Regions from separate parts of the Homo sapiens genome. Here region 2 is linked to region 1. A link is an interaction called in ENCODE POLR2A ChIA-PET data of the cell type or tissue named here. Cell type or tissue: endothelial cell of umbilical vein. All regions are shown on one strand. Links, peaks and the distances in the headings refer to the core of each region. The heading gives the core; the rest is flanking DNA.

Region 1 (11,086 bases), core at 1,001-9,000:
GCCCCCATGAACACTGATGTCCTTTAGTTCCTGCAGGTTAATTGATTACCTGGATTATCATTGATCATGAATGTGGAAAATCTGTCTTCCCAAAAGGGTTATGTGAACTCTATGACTAAGATATCTCTCTCTCCACCCCACATAAGCCCCAAAACCCTACGCAAAGTGATACTACTTATTTTTTCTTGTCACAGTGAATGATAATGAAAAATGTAAAATATAAGGACTACAATAAACAGCTATTTTGCAGTTATCAGAAGTAGATGGTGATTATGATTGAGAAAGAACTGAGGAATTCAGGACCTCTCTTGAAGACACCTTGTCAATATGCAATTAACTCTTCTTTATCTTAGAAAGCGATCATAAATTATATTTTGCAAATGTGAGAAAAAGGAACATATAAATACTAAGTAACGATTCTCAGCACAGAATGATTTTTTTCCAGAGCTGCAAATGCCAGAAGACCCTGAGGAATTTATCTATTCACCAAAGAATGTTTTAACATACGAACTTGTTTCAGACAGACATAATTCAGATGATCAAAACAAAGTAATGGTTTCCCAGTATCACATAATATAAATATTAATAAAAAGGCATTAATTTGATTTTCAGATGTGAACTATGTTATTTTTCTATTTGTCATTTTCACTTATGCAATTTTTTTTGAAGAATTTTCACAGCTTTCCTAGAAGTAAAATGAAGCTAAAACTTTATGTAGCAGTGCCTACATATATATATATATAAAACATATATACAATATATGAGATATATGTGCATTATATATGTGTGTGTACAAGTGTGTGTGCATGTGTGCAGAGAGATAGCGAGAAAGAGAACCCAAATTCTTTGTATGATGAATACTAGTATCTGAACACATGCCTTTGATGAGATGTCTTGTAAAAGTCAGAGTGCAAATGCATAAAGGGCAGAATGTGTTGTAGATCTTGCCCTCTCAGCTATTCCCACTACCCTCTTTAGAGTGGACGTGTCAGAAATGGATTTACCTCATTGTCTTTACCAAAGAACATGATCTGGGTATAATCAATCTACTTTTTTTGTATTTTTCTATTGGGAATAATAATAACAATGATGCAGCAGAGTTGTCTGAAGATCAAATGAGATAATGTATACGGTGATTCATATGTAGTGAAGGTTTGTTCTTTTTTATGATTATTAGGCATCTGACTTATTCTTGCCTTTTAGCTTCCGCACTTTCAGTTGATAGAGTTCCTTAGAATTTATAAAGCCCTTTTAAATTAATTAGCACAGTAACTTGCAAACAGGCAATATTAGTTCCATTTTTCAGATGAATAAAATTAATAAAAGGTGACTAGGACAATAGGATTTTTACTAGAGATAATTTTTATTATTGGAGTATATAAGAGTGGCTTAGTCCATTGGAGCACTATAACAAAATATCATAGACCGGGTAGCATATGAACAACAAAAATTTGTTTTTCAACATTCTGAAGGCTGGAGGACCCAAGGTCAAGGCACTGGCAGATTCAGTGTCTGGCGAGGGCCTGTTTTCTCATACAAAGATGGTGCCTTTTGCTGTGTCCTCACTTGTCCTCACTTGATGGAAGGAGAGAGGAGTCTCTTTTATAAGGGCACTAATCCTATTCATGAGGGTTCCACCCTCATGGCCTAATCACCTCCCAAAGAGCCTACCTCCTAATCCATTCCCTTGGTGGTTAAGATTTTAATATATGAATTTTGAGGGGACACAAACATTCAGACCATGGCAAGGAGTGAATGGCAATTAGTCTAAGAGCATAACTCCCTGGCAGGCCAGGCATCATGCTGATTAAATCAATAGTGATGCTGCTCCTAGCAAGGCAAGAAAAACATATTTGGGGACAGAAGTAAAGCCACTTTAGAGGGCATATGTGGCATAATGATTAAAAAATAAAATTGTCCATCAGTTTCTGTTGTCTTTCTAATTTATTTCACTTCGCATAGAGATAAGAAAAGGAAATCTGGAGAGAAAATGCTTTAATTGTATTGGAAATACTGCTCCTTTTTGAACATATTGAATGATGTTATCTGGTTCTCCCAAGGAGTTATATTACTTAAGTGACCTCTCTCTGGAATGAAGAATTTCAACAGAGGGAGTGAAATTCTTGCAAAATATATGTTTGGGAAAAATAATAAGTAGTACTTGGTTTATTCTCTGAGTTGTTTTGAACTTTGATTTTTTAATATAAATTTTTTTAAATTTTTGTTAAGTTAATTGAGATATGATTAAAATTCACCAGTTTTGGGTATGGTCCTATGACTTTTGGTACATAAATACATACATGTAACCACCACCACAATCAAGATACAAAACATTTCTATCAATCCTGAAGTGTGAACTTTGTTTTGAGTCAAGTTATTCTTAGTAAGTTTTGTGTTTTAAAAATTTCTCAGAATCTGACAAATGCAATGATCCTCTTCCTTGGAAAAGTGTGGAGATACATACAATATTACCTACTATTTCAGAGGAATGATGAAGCCTAGCCTTGGGTCCCCAGATTCAGAAACAGAGTTTAAATTCTTTACAATTAGTGTCTTTATAAAATTACATATTTTCTTAGAAGTAGAAATCTTGTTTTTCTACCAATTGCCTGGAGAGCTGACTTATTTTTTGATGGATGATTTCTTAAATATAATCATTCATCTACATATGAAGGTATATTGGGCTTCAAAATTTGTGGATATGTTAGGCCGGGTGCGGTGGCTCACGCCTGTAATCCCAGCACTTTGGGAGGCTGAGGCGGGCAAATCACAAGGTCAGGAGATCGAGACCATCCTGGCTAACACGGTGAAACCCCGTCTCTACTAAAAATACAAAAAATTAGCCGGGCCTGGTGGTGGGCGCCTGTAGTCCCAGCTACTCAGGAGGCTGAGGCAGGAGAATGACGTGAACCCGGGAGGCGGAGATTGCAGTGAGCTGAGATAGCGCCACTGCACTCCAGCCTGGGCGACAGAGTGAGACTCCGTCTCAAAAAGCAAAAACAAAACAAAACAAAAAAATTGTGGATATGTTAATGGTTAAATTCTTTCAAAGTATTTCAACTTATCATGGACAAAGAGAGGGTTCATGCTAATATATTGGTCTGCTCACACCAGTAATTAACATGGATTTACCAGGCAAGGTGCAGAACACCCAGTTAAATTTGAATTCCAGATAAACAAATATTTTTCATTATAAATATTCCCATGCATTGATAGTTCCCATAAAATTCAAATATGTCCCAATGCATGGGTCATAGTTTTACTTTTAAAAAAAAACTATTAATTGATTATCTAAGTTCAAATTTAACTGGGTATCCTGAATTATTTTATGATTCCAGCTCCTTCCCATTGGCAAAGATATATTTTGTCATATTTTATTTACCTCCACCTTTGCCATTGTCTGTTGAAAACCCTAGGATATAATAGATAGTCATAACATTCACTAAATGAAAAAAGTTATTCAATTTCTAGGTAAGAGAGGCTTTATATTTGGTTCAAGTGTTTCAAGGAACTTTCTAAGAATTCAGTATAGGATTGAACTCCAAGCCAGTCTTAATTTTGAATAATTTCCCCTACATGCAAATTAAAATTAGAATCCACATCTTCTTAACTCCAAATCCCATGTTTCAACCTCTATTAGTGACTCTTAAAGAAAGACAGATTGCATTTTAGGGAGAATTTTAATTAATAGGGGCAACATGAGGGGTTGGGAGTGGAAGAGTAGGGAGATGCTGGAAGTTAGAGGGTAGTAGCCAGAGATACTACATATCCAGCAATGCGTGGGGACAATCTCACGCAAGAAGGACTTGTTCTGGGTCCCACAGAGTTTTTGAGATTACTACCAGATATTCATGTCAGAAATAGACAAAAATTATCTAAACTTAGAATGTAACTCAAACTGACATATATACACAAAATTTTGCGTGGTTTTAATATTTTTTAAATTTTCCAGAAATGAAAACTGAAATGTAAGTCAAAAGAAGATTATCCATAAAATTCTGACAAAAAAATCCAACAGTGGATAAAATGTCAGGTGATATTATCACAAACTGATGAAATGAGCAGAGTAAACCTGCACAGCCAGCTGGGAAATAATAGTTCTAGTGGCCCACAGGCAATTAGGTGTCCACGTCCCAGGTGCAGTGTCGCACCACCTTCAAGTAGTTGTCTTCTCTGGCTTTACATCTTTGGGGACAATTCTGGGTCCTGTGGATGGCTAGAACTTCCAAAACAACAGCAGCAATTCCAGAAATCTCTTGATTAGTTGGTTATTGGTTCATGATCCCAGTAGAACAGTCCACTTTTCCCCTGATATTTCCCTAGATGAAATTGCCTGCCTGGCTTTGCTCTTATATCTATGTCTTCAACTCTCATCGCAATAAGAACTTCAGACTAGCTAGGCATAGTGGCTCACACCTGTAATCCCAGCACTTTGGGAGGCTGAGGCAGGTGGATCACTTGAGCTCAGGAGTTTGAGACCAGGCTGGCCAACATGGCAAAGCCCCATCTCTACCAAAAATATATTAGCTGGGCATGGTGGTGCACATCTGTGGTCCCAGTTATTTGGGAAGCTGAGGTGAGAAGATCACTTGAGTCTGGGAGTGGGAGGTTGCAGTGCACCTCTACACTCCAGCCTGGGTGGAAAAAAAAAAAAAAAAAAAGCAGTCTGGGTGCAGTGGATCATGCCTGTAATCCCAGCACTTTGGGAGGGCAAGCTGGGCAGATCACGAGGTCAGGAGATCGAGACCATCCTGGCTAACAAGATGAAACCCCTTCTGTACTAAAAATGCAAAAAATTAGCTGGGCATGGTGGTGGGCGCCTGTAGCCCCAGCTACTTGGGAGGCTGAGGCAGGCGAATGGTGTGAACACAGGAGACGGAGCTTGCAATGAGCTGAGATCGCACTACTGCACTCCAGCCTGGGTGACAGAGTGAGACCCCGTCTCAAAAAAACAAAAACAAACAAAGCAAAAACTTCAGACCAGCTTCCGCAGAGAGGGAACCTGAGCAGAGGATAGGAGCAAATTTATCCCTATCTCCTTATTAAGGAATGAACTATTTTATAGTTTTACTGTTTTTTGTTTGTTTATTTGTTTGTTTGTTTTATTCTGGAACTTTATTAAGAGCTTTTTACCATTTTAGAAAATTTCGTCATTGATGGTAATCTTCCTATGATACTTGACCTTCTATTTAGCAATCTGTGCCTGTTAAATTCAAATTCTACATAGAGAAGAAAATATCTGTTTCATTTTATTTTCTATTTAAACCACATTGAAATACTATATTATTGTAAATTTATTTTCTTTATTTATAATATAGATGTGATGTTATTTTCTTTTTAAAAATTATGTGTACTGTGCAATATTGATTGAGAGCTGGTGCTCTGAGTTATCTGATGAGAACAGTTCTTTTAAAGAGTACCAGCCAATCTGAACAATGTCTGACATTCAGTTAAATTACATTATAAATCACTAGTTGGCAGATTAATTAGCCACAGTATAAAATTATAGCTGGAAAAAAAACTATGTCAAAAAATAATAGTAGTAAATAATATTTTTGCCACACATTTCCTAGGAAAACCTTGTAAACATTTAGAGAAACCATTAGCAATTTTACTTGTTATGAATATCTCTTAAAGTATTCTTAAGTAAAAAACAACATTTCTTATAATCTCAATGAATACTTTCAGCACACCTAACATTTGGATAGAGAACTCAAGAAGAGGTAAGGATTTCTTATGGGAAGGCTTGAGGTTGCATTGGTTAAATGACAACCCTAATTCTGTTTTTGTTTTGTTTTGTTTTGTTTTGTTTTGAGATGAAATCTCACTCTGTTGCCAGGCTGGAGTGCAGTGGCACGATCTCAGCTCACTGCAACTTCTGCCTCCTGGGTTCAAGCGATTCACCTGTCTCAGCCTCCCAAGTAGCTGGGACTACAGGTGCACGCCACCACGCCCAGCTAATTTTTGTATTTTTAATAGAGATGGGGTTTCACCATGTCGGTCAGGCTGGTCTCAAACTCCTGACCTTGTGATCCACCCACCTCGGCCTCCCAAAGTGCTGGGATTACAGGCCTGAGACACTGTACCCGGCCAGCCCTGATTCTGATAAAAGGCCAGTGGACACATCTGGACCAAATATTATGGGGAAAGGTGACATCTTCTCAGAACTGCTCAGGCCACTTGTGTATTTTATTGCTAAAGGATGCAAAGGGACATAGTGATAAAGAACCTTATTTGGAGCTGGACAGCTCTAAGCTTGAGTCCCAGGTGTGCCACTGCATGGGACTTTAAATATGTTATTTAGTCACTCTGAAGTTCAATGTTCTCTTCTGTAAGTAAAAATAATTACAGGTCCTACCTTCTATCCGTATAGAAAGTAACACACTTAAGGGTTGCATTAATCTGCTCACACTGCCATAGCAAAATACCATAGACTAGGTGGTTTAAACAACAGAAATTTATTTTCTTACAGTTCTGGAGGCTGGGAAATCCAAGATCAAAGTGCTGGCCAATTCAATATCCAGTAAGGGCTCTGGAAACTGAATTGTTTCCAGAAGTCCTTTGACCTTGGACTTCCTAGCCTCCAGAACTGGCTTGCTGATGGCTGACTTCTCCCTGTATCTTCTCATGGCCTCTTTCTTCTCTCTCTCTGTCTCTCTCTCTCTCTCTCTCTCTGTGTGTGTGTGTGTGTGTGTGTGTGTGTGTGTGTGTGTGAGAGAGAGAAAGAGACAGACACAGCTCTCTTCTTATGAGGACACTAATCCTATCAGATCAGGACTTTACCCTCATGACCTCATTTGACCTTCATTATCTCTTCAAAGGCCTTATCTCCAAATACAGTTACATGGGAGTTTAGGGCTTCAACAGATGAATTTGGTGTTGGGGAGAGGGGACACAATTCAGTCCATAGCACAGTGCCAGACTCTTAGTTGCACTACTAAACATTGGTTATTACTAACATCAGATGCCTAATCTAACACAACCATGTTGTAAAGTAAGCATTATTATCCTTCTTTTAAACATAAAAAAAACTGATGCTCAGAAAGCTTGACTCACATCCTTGGGTTATATACACACTAGTACAAGCATCGAGGCAGTGGTGATACCAGAATTTAAAGTTAGTTCAGGTTGATGGCAATATACATGCTCATTTCACTCCACACTAGATTGCTTTACAGAATAATGGTATTTTAATTCTTATGAATAATTAACATTCTTCCAATATTCTATAATTTGTAAAATGTTTTCCCAGCCTTTAATGTTCCTGTGGAGGAAGCCTTGGGCTGGTTAAAAGGGAAAGAAAGGGAGGACTGAGGTGAAGGAGAGGGCAAGCAGAGACAAAAGAGCTACAAGAAAGAAGGTTTCATTCGAAGAAAGCAGGTAAAGCAAAACTTAAGTGACTTCTCAGGGCCAGAGAGGCAGGCAAAACTCGAAGAAAGGGTGACTCAAAGAACAAGCTTTACAAGAAAACAGCAAAGCAAGAAATGAGAGTAGAGTTGGCATCAGGGTATAGGTAGAGCCTACAGTCAGATGCCTCAAGTAACTCAAACACGCTGAGAATGGTTCAGCAAGAATTGCAATTGCTGTAGTCAATTAGAAATGGGAAGTGAGCAAGATGTTTGTTCTGCATGAAAGAGAAGTCCATTGTTGTTGCGATCATGGTGGGTGGTTTACGGTGCTGATCTGGAGTCAAATTGCCAGGATTGCACTCTGCCTTCATCTTTTCTAGCTGTATGACCTCGGGGAATATTGACTTCCCTAGCTGCAGTATGGGAAGCTTGATACTCCCTATCTCATAATGTTGATGAATTAAATCAACATTATGAGGGTATGTGCTTAGCACTCTACCAAGGACACAGTAAACATAGCATAGTAAAGTTCTAGCAATGATGATGATGAGGAGGAGGAGGAAGAATTTTATCCCTAAAATAATTCCTGTATGGCTAATGTGAGACATTATGTGCATTGCAATTGTGACTGTGTCTCTTACACTCCAGGTGACAGGCTAGAAGGTGCAATATTCCTGTAAAATATCATTGTTTGCATTTGACCTTTTCTAGGAAGTACTCAGGAAGACTTAACAGAGACAGTGCCTTAGGTAGTGAAAACAGATTCCATTAGAACTTCAGGTGAGCAGAGCAATGCCGTTAAGCTGAGCTAGGGGTCAAAGGTTAGCAGGACTTTCTGAGGAAACATTTCCTGTCATTCTTTTGTTCTCCTGTCCTGCCTATCCACACACACTCATGGAAGTCCCCTTTTCTGGGCCAGAGATTAGTGACTGTCTCCCATAGTGAACTGCTTGCCACCCTCAGGAATATTGGTACCAACATGAATGAAAGAGAAAGTGAGAGAGCCAGAACAGGAAGAAAAGAGAAAGAAGAAAAAGAGGAGAGGAAGAAATTCAATAAATCAGACATCTCTCAGAAAGATACTCATAGCCAGAACTCCATGAGAAAGGGCTGAAATATTCATAGCTGAAAATTTCATAGCTGAAAATACTGAAATATTTCTGAGGACTTGCTGCTGAAAAGGTCAGGAAATGGATCATCGACTCAGATCTACAAATTCGAAATTGTACTAAGTCTTGCTTTTCCCCCCACAAAGTATGGGAATACATAGAATGCCAGATGGAGCATGGGTCTGTTTCAACTACCAGCTCTCGTGGTAGTTGAAAATGGCTGTGTGGTTGCTCCACCATGGTTGCTTAGATGAGTAAAGGCTTTATTTGGAAAAAATAATGATAGTTACAGTCTCATGTAGTATCATGTTACAAGTGAAACTCATTCATTGAACACCAAAACTGTATGGTTAAATATGCTTGAAAGATTGTCTATAAAATAAAAAGGTTAACTTCACGGCTTATCTGTTCCTTATACATTGCATATCTGTACATAAAGTTTTCTACATTTAAGCTATAATGTTTTCCTAAATGTGCATCATGGAAACTGTAAATCCAGATACTTCATTCCATGTATAATTGAGATCAACCTCTGCAGAAAACTGGGACACCTCAATTATATAATCCCAGTCCAGTCCACACCATCCTTGTTATTTATAATGTCAATCTCATTCTATATTGCCCATCTCTAAAATAATAAATATCATAGGTAGTTGTCATATATAAACCTTGATGATTTGTTATTTTAATTAAAAGAATTTTAAAATGTTGATGCAAGACAACGTTGATGATTTCAAACAGAATACAATTCCTGAATAAAGCAAGCCAGAAATCTTACATGAGACTATCTTTAGAAAACAATTATTGTGATCATATATCCTCTAGCAAGTTGTTCACTTTTAATTCAAATGGTCAAGAAGTCTGAGTATCTTTTATTTCCTGAAGGGATGTATATATTTGAAATCTGGCACAACTCACTGTATGTCAGTACATTAGATATAGGGGGAAGAACAATGAAGAAAAAGAAAATATATGAAAATAGACAGATGATTTTGGGAAGCTTACATGCCTTTGGGGGAAAAGAGGTATGAAATAGCTGCTAGCACCCTTGAAAATACTGCTTATGTGCCTCATTATGCCACCTAGATTTCCAGACTGTCACATTCAATGAGGTCTTTGTGAGCCCATGATGCTAGGGCTGTCAGCCTGATAGTCTATAATTTGGAATGACTCCCACCCCTGCCATTTTGTAATGCTTCCTGAAAAGCAATGGAGGAACCTTGCTGGATATTCTCTCTAACTTCATTTAATAGAGTATTTCATGGTTTCAGTAAGAACAGCTCTGCTACTGATGCGCTGGGGCATCCAGTCATCCATTCATGCTTTTTCTTTTTTAAATAACAGGCCTCAGCATGGAAAATTGCATTTGATTCAATTCGTAGAAATTAATGCTATATATAGTGCCCCCAAATTCACCACCCTAGTTGCAACTTCTACAATCAGCCTCATCCATTCTCTCAGTTCTGTAGCCTCTCCCCTGAGATTCTGATTGCACATATTGGGCCATTTTTGGAGAGCTAGATGTGTCTTCTTAGAGAAAGTGCACATTGTCTAGGAGTGGGGCAGCAGTAGCTTAATGCATCTTGTAGTTCTCCATTGGAATGACTGGAATTCTGTGTAGCTCCAGAAGGAATAGTTAATCTCTCTTTCTCCTAACATGTGCTTCTTGATGCAGGATTGAGTGGATCTTGTTTCCCTGGAATGCCCCTAGATTCTGTCCTAGCCTTGGTTTGAGGGCAAATCACTGATGAGGTGGGGACTGGGAGACACATCTATTGAAGCTTCCAGAAGCCTGGTAGGAAGACAAGGTCAGCAAGGGAGTGAAGTACGTGATTCGGTGCCTGAAGGAATTATCAGGTGACCATGAGGGCCCTACACTATGGGAATCAGTGAGATGTGAGATCATCTACAGAGCTATTTTCCTAAAGAGGAAGAGGATGGATCACTTTCCTTCCTTCTTACAACATCCTCCCCAAGCTTCTCTTTTCTTTAGAGAATGACGGCCACCGGCCACCTACCACCCACCACCCACCTCCCTTGGAGGACTGTAGAATCAGGTATTTTTAACAAATATAGAGAAACTGTTTTGAAGATAGGGTTCATATTCTCACGTCTGATTTTGGCAGGTGTAATATATGTTTGGCAGGGGGATAAACTAGGTCTTGCATCTTTGAAGAGATGCTGCTGGGATCAAAGCAGTATGACAACAGAGGAAGGAAAGAGAAGACAAGAGAGTCTTAGTATAGCACTGAAGTCCCAGCACCAAATTATTTCGGGAACAGTATCTTCCTCTTCCTGACTGTTCTCTCAATGTGTGTCCTTGTTTTCTTGCCTCACACAAACATTCAGATGTCCTCAATGCCCTCAGTTCATTTCTGTTCCTAGCTAGCCAAGAATAATTATTTCTGTTCACATTTTCCTCTTACTATGGCCTCTCTCACATCATGAGTTTACACTATTACATTCCAAGGACTATGCACTTGATTTAGGTATATTTGCTAGGAATATAGTCCTCTCTGCTTGAAGAGAAGTCTCATTTGCTGTCCTGTGCACTCTCTCTCTCAACTTTTTCCCTCTAGTTTAGTACAAAGAATCTGCAATCTGCTTTCAGTCATCACTGTTGACACA
Region 2 (11,086 bases), core at 1,121-9,120, 100 kb after region 1:
CCTTATTGCTAACTGAGTTATGTCTATCTTCTGTAAGTACATAAGTAGTAGCTAAGATTTATTGAGTGGTTCTCACCTGCCAGCCTCTGTGCAAGGCACTTCACATATATCATGCATTTCCTTATAAGAATTTTAATGAGATAGAGCCCATTATTATCATCTTTTTCAGTTGATGAGACTGAGGCTTGGAGAAACAACTTGGCAAAGGCCCACTAAGTATAGCCAAGTGTCATGTTTCAGGGGATAAATGATTTGACTCTAGATTTATCCAAGTTTGTTCAATAATTAGTAATGTTGTAAATGGATCTTCATAGTTCCTAAGAAAGAGATCTTAGAGGATCTAGAGAAAAAAAATGCATGAAAAAGCCTAGTGGGCTGAAGAGTTAATGGACTTTGGAAGCAGATGGCCTGGGTTTATATTCTGGCTCTACCACCTTTTAGCTGCGTGATCTTAGGCAACTTATTGATATTTTGGAAAGTGAGATTATCTTTCATTGTTTAATCTTGCCAAATGAATGTGTAACTTTAGCACTGACTTTACTGAATCCCTTTAGTTCTTTATGTAGGTGATGGTCATAATTAATTTTATAACTATATTTCTTAACCAAAAATAAATAGAGCTAGTAATTCTTTTTTTTTTTTTTGGATCTTTCATAACAAGCAGGTAATGTTTTTCAAGTAATATTTTCAAGCTGTCATACCAGGATGACACTGAAAAGTACCCACCAGAAAGACTTACTTGGGTTATTGTCCACAGCTAGATATAATTCACTCTTGCTCTTAGGTTACAATAAGGGAAACTCGAAGTTTCAAGAAAATATCTTATGAAAGATGGTTTCAATTTTAAATAATATTTACCAGGAATAATAAAATCCTAATAACCCTGTAACTAAGCTTTGGGTTACTTCTTATATGATTCACTTTAATCAAATGTGTAACCTCATGTATCATTTTTTTAAAGAATTTCCAATCCCAGCACTTTGGGAGGCTGAGTTGGGCACATCATGAGGTCAAGAGATCAAGAGCATCCTGGCCAACATGGTGAAACTCCGTCTCTTCTAAAAATACAAAAATTAGCTGGGCGTGGTGGCTTGCACCTGTAGTCCCAGCTGTTCGGGAGGCTGAAGCAGGAGAATCACTTGAACCCAGGAGGCAGAGGTTGCAGTAAGCCGAGATTGCACCACTGCATTCCAGCCTGGTGACAGAGCGAGACTCTGTCTTGGAAAAAAAAAAAAAAAAAAGGAATTTCCACTCTCATTTTGTTAGTTCCACAAAAACACTCAGAAAATGTTGCTAAAAATGCCTCTTTATACTGAAAAGATTAATTTCAGATATCTTTTTATTTACCCCAGGTTAAGAGTATGAACCTTACCAACAGGTAAAAATGTGTCATATTAATTTTTTCAACATCAACAAACACGTCAAAAGATGGAGCACTGAAAGCTGCATTTTAAACAAATGCCCCAGGTAATGTATACTGAAAATGCAATCCTGATGTCCTAGGTGGCAGGATTATTGTTGTTGGAGAATGCTCCTGTAAATTTCTTTTCCAGTCTTCTCTCCTCACTTTCCATGCCTAAGGAGTCTAAGTCCCACTGCCCCTGCTAATTGTCCCTGGTTAATTAGAATGGAGAATGACCCCTGAACCAACATGGGCCCATGAGCCGCACTGGTGAATTGTCATTCAGACCCAAAGGCTAGTCAGTCTCCCTGGGCATTGAGAAGCAACAGAAAGCAAGTATGTTCTTTGATTACAGACTAATTTTCTAGCCCCAGAGTTGGAACTAAAATATGCAGATAGGATAGTGGCAAGAGACAGACAAATGCCTAGGCAGATAAGGGGTGTCCCTGGAGAACCTCTGACCTGCCCAGGTCATTGTGCACCAGGGTTTTGCCTAAACATGCCCATGGTGAAAAATTTCATCCCTTAACACATGCAGTGTACAGTGGCTCAGACTAAGGGCCTGCAGGCACATTGGAAAGACAGGGTAGAGCCACCAAAAATTCGCTCCTTATGCAGGGGAAGAGCCTGGCCTCCAGCTTGTGTGTGGTGGCCTGGTATTCAATTTGTGAGATGGAAACCTGTGTCCAGGACCCCTCTCTTTGCTGACAGCTTTCCTTTCGCTTAATAAATTCCATCCTCCTCACCTGTCAATGTGTCCACATGCCTAATTTTTCCTGGTTTGAGACAAGAACCCGGATTTAGCTCAACTAACAAGCAAAAAATCCTGCATCAGATCTACAGATAGATAGACATAGATCTAGATATAGATACAGATACAGGTGTAGACACAGATGTAGATACAAATACAGATAAACGTATCTTTACAGAGAACACACCCACATAGTATGAGTAAAACAAAAAATTAACACCACTCCCCACGCCAAGTGTGTAAAAAGAGGACACTAGCTTAAGAGAAATAAAGTCTTGTGGCTTATTTCCCAGGAAGATGATAGTGTATGCCAAAAATGGATGTAATATTTAGTCTCAGTTGAGATTGCCTGTCTTACATTTAAGGCAGATGGGCTTCAACTACTATAGCAGATAGTTGGTGACCTAAGGCAGAAAGCTTTGTTACAAGGTGGCAGATGGAAGGAGAGAGGTACAAACTCCCAAAAATGACTCTCCCAGAGTCTCTTAAAATACTCCTGGACAGGGATGATCATCTTTGGCCCATTTGCCAAGAAAAACTGAGAACAGATTCCATAAAGAAAAAATTAAACAGATATGAGTAGAGAAATGTGTCCTGCCCTTGGTTTGTATGAGATATCATAGATTCCTCCTAAAAAATCCCTTGCCTTGATTTTTTTTCTTGATATCACATGTGTAGTTTTCTGTTCTTTGTAATGAATTAATTCCTAACCAAGATAGCCACAATAGGCAAACAATTAGAAATATTAGACATGAATTTACAGGGTACCTTGGCTATTTGTTTCATTGATGCCTGAAATTCCATATTGGGTTTTTATTTTTTATGTCATTTTTAATTTCATGTCATTCTTTTGGTTTCCACTCATTCAAATATAAATATCTCTGAGAATAGCAATTACTCCTAAGTCCATACATTGAGTATACCCTCAGAATTATATCAGAAATTTTTCTTGTGAACACTTTTTGGTAGAGAAAAAAGCACCTGATGTGGTAGGAGGGGTGGAAGTGATGCTACTGTCCTTGCTGCCAACTTCCTCTACAGTGACTGCCCCTGCCACTGTGGGCTTCCTAAAGATGGGGGTCTTCGTTCCTAAAGGATGATTCGGAGAGCCCCTTCTTACTGTGTTCTACCTGGCAGGAGTTGAGTTAGGCATTTCAGATGTATTCAGGCAGGAATTTCTCACAATAACCCTATGATGTTGGCATTATTATTAATGTTCTACAGATGAAGACTTACAGACTTAGAGGATCAGAGTGGTAAAGAAACTAGCTCAGAAAGAGCTGAATTGGAATCCAGGTCTGTCTGCCTGACTCAAAGTCTGTGGGTTTTTTTGTTTTGTTTTTTTTGAGACGGAGTCTCGCTCTGTCACCCAGGCTGGAGTGCAGTGGTGCGATCCTGGCTCACTGCAACCTCCGCCTCCCAGGTTCAGACAATTCTCCTGCCTCGGCCTCCTGGGTAGCTGGGATTACAAGCAAGCACCATCACGCCCGGCTAATTTTTGTATTTTTAGTAGAGACAGGGTTTCACTATGTTGGTCAGGCTGGTCTCCAACCTCTGACCTGCTGATCCACCTGCCTCGGCCTCCCAAAGTGCCGGGATTACAGGCGTGAGCCACTGCGCCCAGCCAAAGTCTGTGTTTTTAACCATGGATATAACAAAAGAGGAGACGTGAGTAAATATGGGACATAAGTAAAAAAGGAAAGTTTTGAATGTCTATGACATTTCTACAATTTAACTTTTTGCCCAAGAATCTCGTTAATAGAAAATTAATATTTTTTAACATTTATAACCTATAACAAGATGCACTATGTTAACTGTGAAAATTGATCGTATTATTACATATAGATACGTACAACACCACATTTTCCTAAATTTATCATTCTCTAGTTCCAGTTTCCAGTAACTCTCCATAAATAATCACAATAAGAGGTAGTTTTGAAGGATTTTTGATCACAAGAATGTTCATGCTTGCAGTGTATATAGGTAATTACTAAAATGTATAAGATGGACATAATCAAAAACTGCTTAAGAAGGATAAAACTTTAAAATGTTAGATATGTGTAATTCATTACTTTTAAAATATCAACAAACTGTCTGTACCATAATTTTAACTGGAAGATGCTATCTTTTTAGACACTTTGCATAGAGGTAGCCATTAAGGGCAAAAACTCCAGTTGAAGACCCTTTGCCCTATATAGTGGGACATTTCTGTAAGGTTACAATTGGAATATTTATCTTGCTTCTTATGTATAGGTTATATGCTACTTTAACTTACCTTTCAACACAGTGATTAAAAATAAGCTTGTCCATGTTTGATAAATACTCTGTGAAGTGGCAATCTCATGCATGAAGTCCTTTTAAGAATGAAAATAAAATGACTTTTCTCATAACAATGCCTGGTAGAGACAAAAACTTTATTAAGTCAAGTTCTGTACTTTAAGAAATGTGATGAACTCCGAGTTCATTAGCACAGCCTAATACCCTACGTCATGAAATATGAGCATTTAGAGAAGCTTTTTTCTAAACTTTAATTAGAAAATGAATAAATTAAAAATAAATATAATTCTTTTGACAGTTGAACAACAAATGCATATGATCACAAGATCTATTTGGTGAGAGAATAATCCATATTGCAATGATATGAAATGGTCAGATAATTGCTTGTCGGCCTCTTGGTGAGGTCAAGTGAAATGGTCAGATGGTCTGGGCTATATTGTGTTCTCTTCACCATTTTACTTGCTGCTTCTTGGATTCTAGTTTTTAAACAGAAAAGAATTACTATCCTCACTACTTGGGTTCATACCCACTTGGTAGAATAAAATAGCAAATTGTCAATTGTTCAGTCTACATACAAAGTACAGATTTTCTGACTGGATAATGCACAGTAAAAGCAGAGTGCTGGCATGACTGGTTAAGCTTTTGTATTAACACAATTGACTACACAGTTGCTCACTACCTTAGGAAGTTCCGCTGACAAGTTCTGGCAACTTGCCCACAAAAATTGGAGTCAACATCACCAACATAGTTATAAAGCATTTTAAAAATAAATATATACAAACATAAATTTCGCAGACAAGATAGATTAAGATATGATTATTTACCTTACAAATAGTGATCACTCTTCCTTGATTTATTAAATAATGCTATTGTGCAGTGTATTTTAAAAAGTTACATTCACAAAAGTCTCCTTTATCCACAACTTTCAAGGAATACAATTATTAAAAAGATATTTGTGTTAATTCTTGTAAATGGGTTCATATTAGCCATTTTATTTAGACAAGATGGAGACATAATAATCTTCAAATAATATAGGGATGCTAAGATTTGGCTCCTATCCCACCTTTAGGCATACGGTGTGAGAGAATAAACAATACCTTACTATAGGCTTTCAGGTAATAAAAAGAAATAAGCCCAAACTGTAACATAAAACTAGGTAATGGATCTCACATGTTTACAGAGATTATTCCTGCCATAAAGTTTAAAAAAAAAAAAAGGAATGGCATAAGGTAATTCCCTCCTTTGTAGCTCCTGGGTTGGTTTACCATAGAAGATGACATGTTGCACTCACCACCTAGGGCATTCATCCATTCTGAAATCCAAGCCTGACAGAGTAAAGGGGGAGAGAAAGAGCAACTCAGACTTCTCTGTCCCACCTCCATAAACTCTCCTTTTGTGCTTCCACTTTGCTGACTGAGAACCCATCTTTCTCCAGTGGTCCAAACCATCCCATATTGAGTGGTGTGGCCTCTTAGGTTTTAGCAACATTACTACTGCCTTCAAACAGCGCCACCCCTGCTCATGCAGGAGATATGAAGCTACACAGTCTTTAATGGCTAAGTCTGGCTTTGTTCCTTGTTAACCATAGGAATGTGGCAAAATCAGAGCTACGCTAAATTTCACATGCTGTGCTGATTGTGTGTGTGTGTTTACAAGTTTGTGCAATATTAGGATATATACAAAATGCAGTATTACAAAGAGAACTCACTTAAGAAATAACATTTTGTCTAAATAATTGAAGGCCCTGTGTACTTTTTTCCAATTATACCAACTTACTTCCCTGCCAAGAATCACCATTTTAAATTTGGTATCTCTCATTGCTTGCATTTATTTCCTGCTCATTCCTTTTATGTGGGCTAACAATACTCTTAACATGTTTTTCTTAGTATGATTGGTTATTTTATTTTATAATAAAATAAATGAAGTAAACTTTGGTTAAAAATGAAAAAGATATTTTTATAGAGAATAACATCAGGGTAGCTTTACTAATAGTCATAAAATGGACTTATTTTGAAGATGTTATTATTTTATACTAAACACACTTCCCCTTATACCACAGCACTTATTCTCTTGATCAAATTTGCAATTTTAGCACCTGTTGGATACTGAAAATCAGACAAATATTAAGAAAAAGTCTCAAGGCCAGGCGCAGTGGCTCACGCCTGTAATCCCAGCACTTTGGGAGGCTGAGGTGGGCGGATCATGAGGTCAGGAGATGGACACCATCCTGGCTAACACAGTGAAACCCCATCTCTACTAAAAATACAAAAAATTAGCCGGGCGTGATGGCGGGCGCCTGTAGTCCCAGCTACTAAGGAAGCGGAGGCAGGAGAATGGCCTGAACCCAGGAGGCGGAGCTTACAGTGAGTGGAGATGGCGCCACTGCACTCCAGTCTGGGCGACAGAGCGAGACTCTATCTCAAAAAAAAAAAAAAAAAAAAATCTCATTTCTGAAATGAACTACACTATATAAAAGGGGAAAATTAAATAATCTAGAATGAGAGGAACCCAAACATAGAGAGATATATGGAATTTTACATTTAAAAAAACTAAAGCTATTTAGTAAAATATAAGAACAGAAAGCACGAAATTCAAGCTAAAATTCAGTTGGTTTAAGTTACAACTATGGTGACTATTAAGATATCTAAACTATAACATAGATCATTAGAACTCTTCAGTTTACCTTAGCAGCACTCTTCCAGATGGTTTTATAAAATTAGGAAATAGAACAAAAGAAATCAAATACAAAATAAGTATTTGTCAATACCCTTCTGGACTCATAAGGACAATTTCTTCCCAACCTTCATTTACATTTTCTCATGAAATATTCAAAGAATAGACTAAGAGTTATTGAAATCATTTATCACTTTTCCCCTTCATGAAAACTGATGCCATTTTAGAGGTGTTGTGTATTTCTACCCATTGGAGCTTGAAAATCATAATTTCTAAACTGGGTTTTTCCTTTTAATAAACCACTCCATATATGGTTAAAGTGTTTGTGTGTATACTTTTTTAAAAAACGTTTTATTCTACAAAAATTCAAAACAAGACAAATTAACTATCTGTATTTCAAAAAAGAACTCACTTAAAATGAAAAGGTTTCCTAAAATATTAAATGTATGTTGAGGCCAGGACTTTGAGATCAGTCTGGGCAAAATAGTGAGACTCTGTCTGCACAAAAAAAATTAAAAATTATCCAGATGTGGTCACATGCCCCTGCAGACCCATCTACTCAGGAGGCTGAGGCAGGAGGATCTCTCAGACCCAGGAGTTGGAGGCTGCAGTGAGCTATGATCATGCAACTGTACTCCAGCCTGGGCAATAGAGAGAGCTGCTGTGTCTAAATAAATAAATAAAACAAATATATGTATGTGTCTTTATTTCAGGGTTTTTTTTTTTGAGATGGAGTCCTGCTCTGTCACCAGGCTGGTGCAGTGGCAAGATGTTGGCTCACTGCAACCTCTGCCTCCCAGGTTCAAGTGATTCTCCTGCCTCAGCCTCCCGAGTAGATGGGACTACAGGCATGTGCCACCATGCCCGGCTAATTTTTTTGTATTTTAGTAGAGACGGGGTTTCACCATGTTGTTCAGGCTGGTCTCAAACTCCTGACCTCAGGTGATACGCCCGCCTTGGCCTCCCAAAGTGCTGGGATTACAGGCGTGAGGCACCGTGCCAGGCCCTTTATTTCAGTTTTATAAAAATATAGGTATGTTCTTAAAACTGAACTTCAGAAACAACCTCTTCTGTCTCTCTTTTTGTGACAATTGGTCTGTACATATTTAAAAATGCATGCTGTATTCAAGGTACTGTCCAAAGCCTGGAAATCCTCCAAAGTTTTATTGTTGTATTTGTACCTACTATTTTTTCTAGTCACATTCGTAAAAGGTTCACATTCCTCCAAAATTATTGCTCTAAGAGTCAAGAAAATTGACTTTCTTAGTGCTCAAGTAAGAAACGATACTGGCAGTACTGTGCCTTCAGAAAGGAAAACCATAAGGCCTTGCTCTGATATTTGAAACAATGGATTTCAGCAACGATGTAGGTCAGCCACTGTTTATTCACACACAAAAAAATATTTCTAATTCTTCTCTTAGAAATGAAGAGGTCACCAGCAGGTATGCTTCATTCTACAATGATCTTTTTTGGAAAACTTGTTCAGATAAAATCTAGAGATAAAATTCTTGCCTTCTCAAAAACAGCTGGTTCATTGGCACGGACATGAGCGGATAGGGATATGTAATAATATTTAAGAAAGAATTAAACTTGACTTAGCAGTTCTTGGAAAAACTGATTTAAGCAAACAGTTGACCTTAAGGATTTGAATTCTCTGAAATTTTTCCTTCAAATTTTAATCTTTCATAGATATTTAGAAATATATATTCAATAGAGAATAAAAATGCCATTAGATAATATGAGACAGACAAACAGTACAGGTAAAAGGAAAATGATACATTCTAGACTATTTCCCTGGGAGTTCCAAGTTCTAAAGTTAGCATACTAGTACAGTGGAGGAGAACAGACATGTTTGTGTACAACAAATCAATTGCATAGAATTTTAATCTCAGAGACTGTGGAAATACTAATCTTGCTACTCAGAGGGTCATAGTAAGTTGAGAATTGGCCTGACCACTTTGGAAGTAACATCTAGTCAAATCTTTTAGCCTGGAATAAAATACAAGTCATGATTTTCAACTTTTAAAAATGTCTAAATTGTTCAAATAATGGTGTCAAAGTGTTATGGTAGAAAAGTGATGGAATTTGGCTTAAATTTTTTCAAGTAATTGCTTTTCTTTTTTAAAAAATACGCCATCGGTTTTTTCTTTTAATCAGAGTAATACATGTACATTATTTTAAAAGCAAGCCAGTTGTAGATGTTATCTCTTGCTCTGCTATTGGGAAAGTTAAAAATTTAGCTTTCTCAACCTATATGCTATTTCTCACCTCACCAAAAAATCAGATGCACTTACCTTACCCTGAAACAAAATTGTTGATATAATGGAAATACTAGTCACAGATGTTACTTATGATTACGCTTCTTTTTGTGTAACTTGCTTTCCCTGGAGTTAAGTATTACCTCTTTTTTTTTTCTTACTTTTTAATGTACCAATTGCTAATTCATCCCTAAACTTTCTGCCAAAACTGTCCTAGGTATTCCAACATATTGGTTATTCCATCTGGAGCCCTCCAACCTCCTCACCAGTCTGGACTGGTTTCTCTCAGACCACAGGGAGCTGATGTTCTAGAACTTTTCTTCATCAATATCCTGGGAATTTTCTTTATTTTCTGTTTCTCAACGCTTGTTTCCTGTATCCTCTAGCTACTTCTGTTTTGGGTTATTCCCTCATGTTGCTTAATCACATCCTCCAATAGCTCTTAAAACATGGTATGTGGAAGTATTTTTTGAGATCTTGCAATTGAAAATACTTATTTTCTACCTGCAGTTAACTATTTTCTTTTATTTATTTATTTATTTATTTATTTATTTTATTTATTATTTTTTTTTGAGACGGAGTCTCGCTCTGTTGCCAGGCTGGAATGAAGTGGCACGATCTCAGCTCACTGCAACCTCTGCCTCCCGGAGTCAAGCGATTCTCCTGCCCCAGCCTCCTGAGTAGCTGGGACTACAGGCACCTGCCACCATGCCTAGCTAATTTTTTGTATTTTTAGTAGAGACGGGGTTTCACCATGTTGGCCAGGATGGCCTCAATCTGTTGACCTCGTGATCCACCCAGTTTGGCCTCCCAAAGTGCTGAGATTACAGGCGTGAGCCACTGCGCCCAGCCTCGTTCACTATTTTCTACCCTTATATTTGTCTTTTAAAATTTCTTGGCATGGAATTCTAGGCTGGAATCATTTTCTCTCAGGTTTTCAAAGCAATTTGTTCATTATTTTCTACTTTCTAAGGTCGCTTTCTGACCTTAGAAATCTTTTCTAATTTCAATCTTTTCAAGTGACCCTTCTATTCCTGGCATTTTAGCATTTTATATACATGTGCCTTTAGTTGAGTATTCGAAGTTCATTTTTCTGAAAATCTGAACCGATCAATCTAAAAATTTATTCATTTCCATTCTGGGAAACATTTCTGTATTATTTGCTTGACAATTTTTTTTTCATTTTTATTTAATTCTCTCTTCTTATAACTCACATTATTACACTTTATTCTTTATTTTTCTTAAATTGTATCTATAATTTTCCTGTTTTATCTTGTCCTACATTGTAAAGTTTATCCTGAACTTTTTTATATTTCCAGTTTCCTGTTAACTTTTTAAGATAAGTTAACATATTTTTAATTACAAAGATTTTTCTCCGTATGATCCTTTTCATAGCCTGCTGCTCTTGTTTCTTTTAAATATTACTTTTTACCTATTTTCCTACCCTCTAAATATTGTCTTTATTTTCTCCAGATTCTTTTGTTTGTTTGTTTCTTTAGGGCATTGCCCTTTATGTAAGTTTTTTCTGTAATATCTATTGATTTGGTTGTCAGCTGACATTTTAAATGCAAAGTTGTTTTTGTTTGTTTGTCTTTTTTTTTTTTTTTTTTTTTTTAGATGTAGTCTCATTCTGTTGCCAAGCTTGAGTGCAGTGGCGTGATCTCAGATCACTGCAACCTCTGCCTCCCGGGTTCAAGCAATTCTCCCGCCTCAGCCTCCTGAGCA

The links. Peaks named below come from ENCODE experiments on the same cell type or tissue, not always from the same donor. Only the 100,000 strongest peaks of a DNase experiment are listed, where the experiment ranks them.
Region 2: POLR2A ChIA-PET joins it to region 1 with 11 read pairs; 2 of 35 experiments call an interaction of 5 or more read pairs at or near these places.

The regions. Positions count from the first base shown.
Region 1 is chr2:150,644,550-150,655,635 of GRCh38, reverse strand. No RefSeq gene overlaps it. Among named protein-coding and RNA genes, the nearest start is that of LINC02612, 21 kb to the right of the region's middle. In endothelial cell of umbilical vein, for the core only: no CTCF peak of the experiment used is centred there; no DNase peak of the experiment used is centred there.
Region 2 is chr2:150,543,593-150,554,678 of GRCh38, reverse strand. LINC01920 (long intergenic non-protein coding RNA 1920) reads left to right here. Exons shown (of 6, transcript NR_110241.1): 6 at 1,353-2,147. Among named protein-coding and RNA genes, the nearest start is that of LINC01920, 23 kb to the left of the region's middle. In endothelial cell of umbilical vein, for the core only: a CTCF peak has its summit at 5,916; a DNase peak (open chromatin) is centred at 5,108.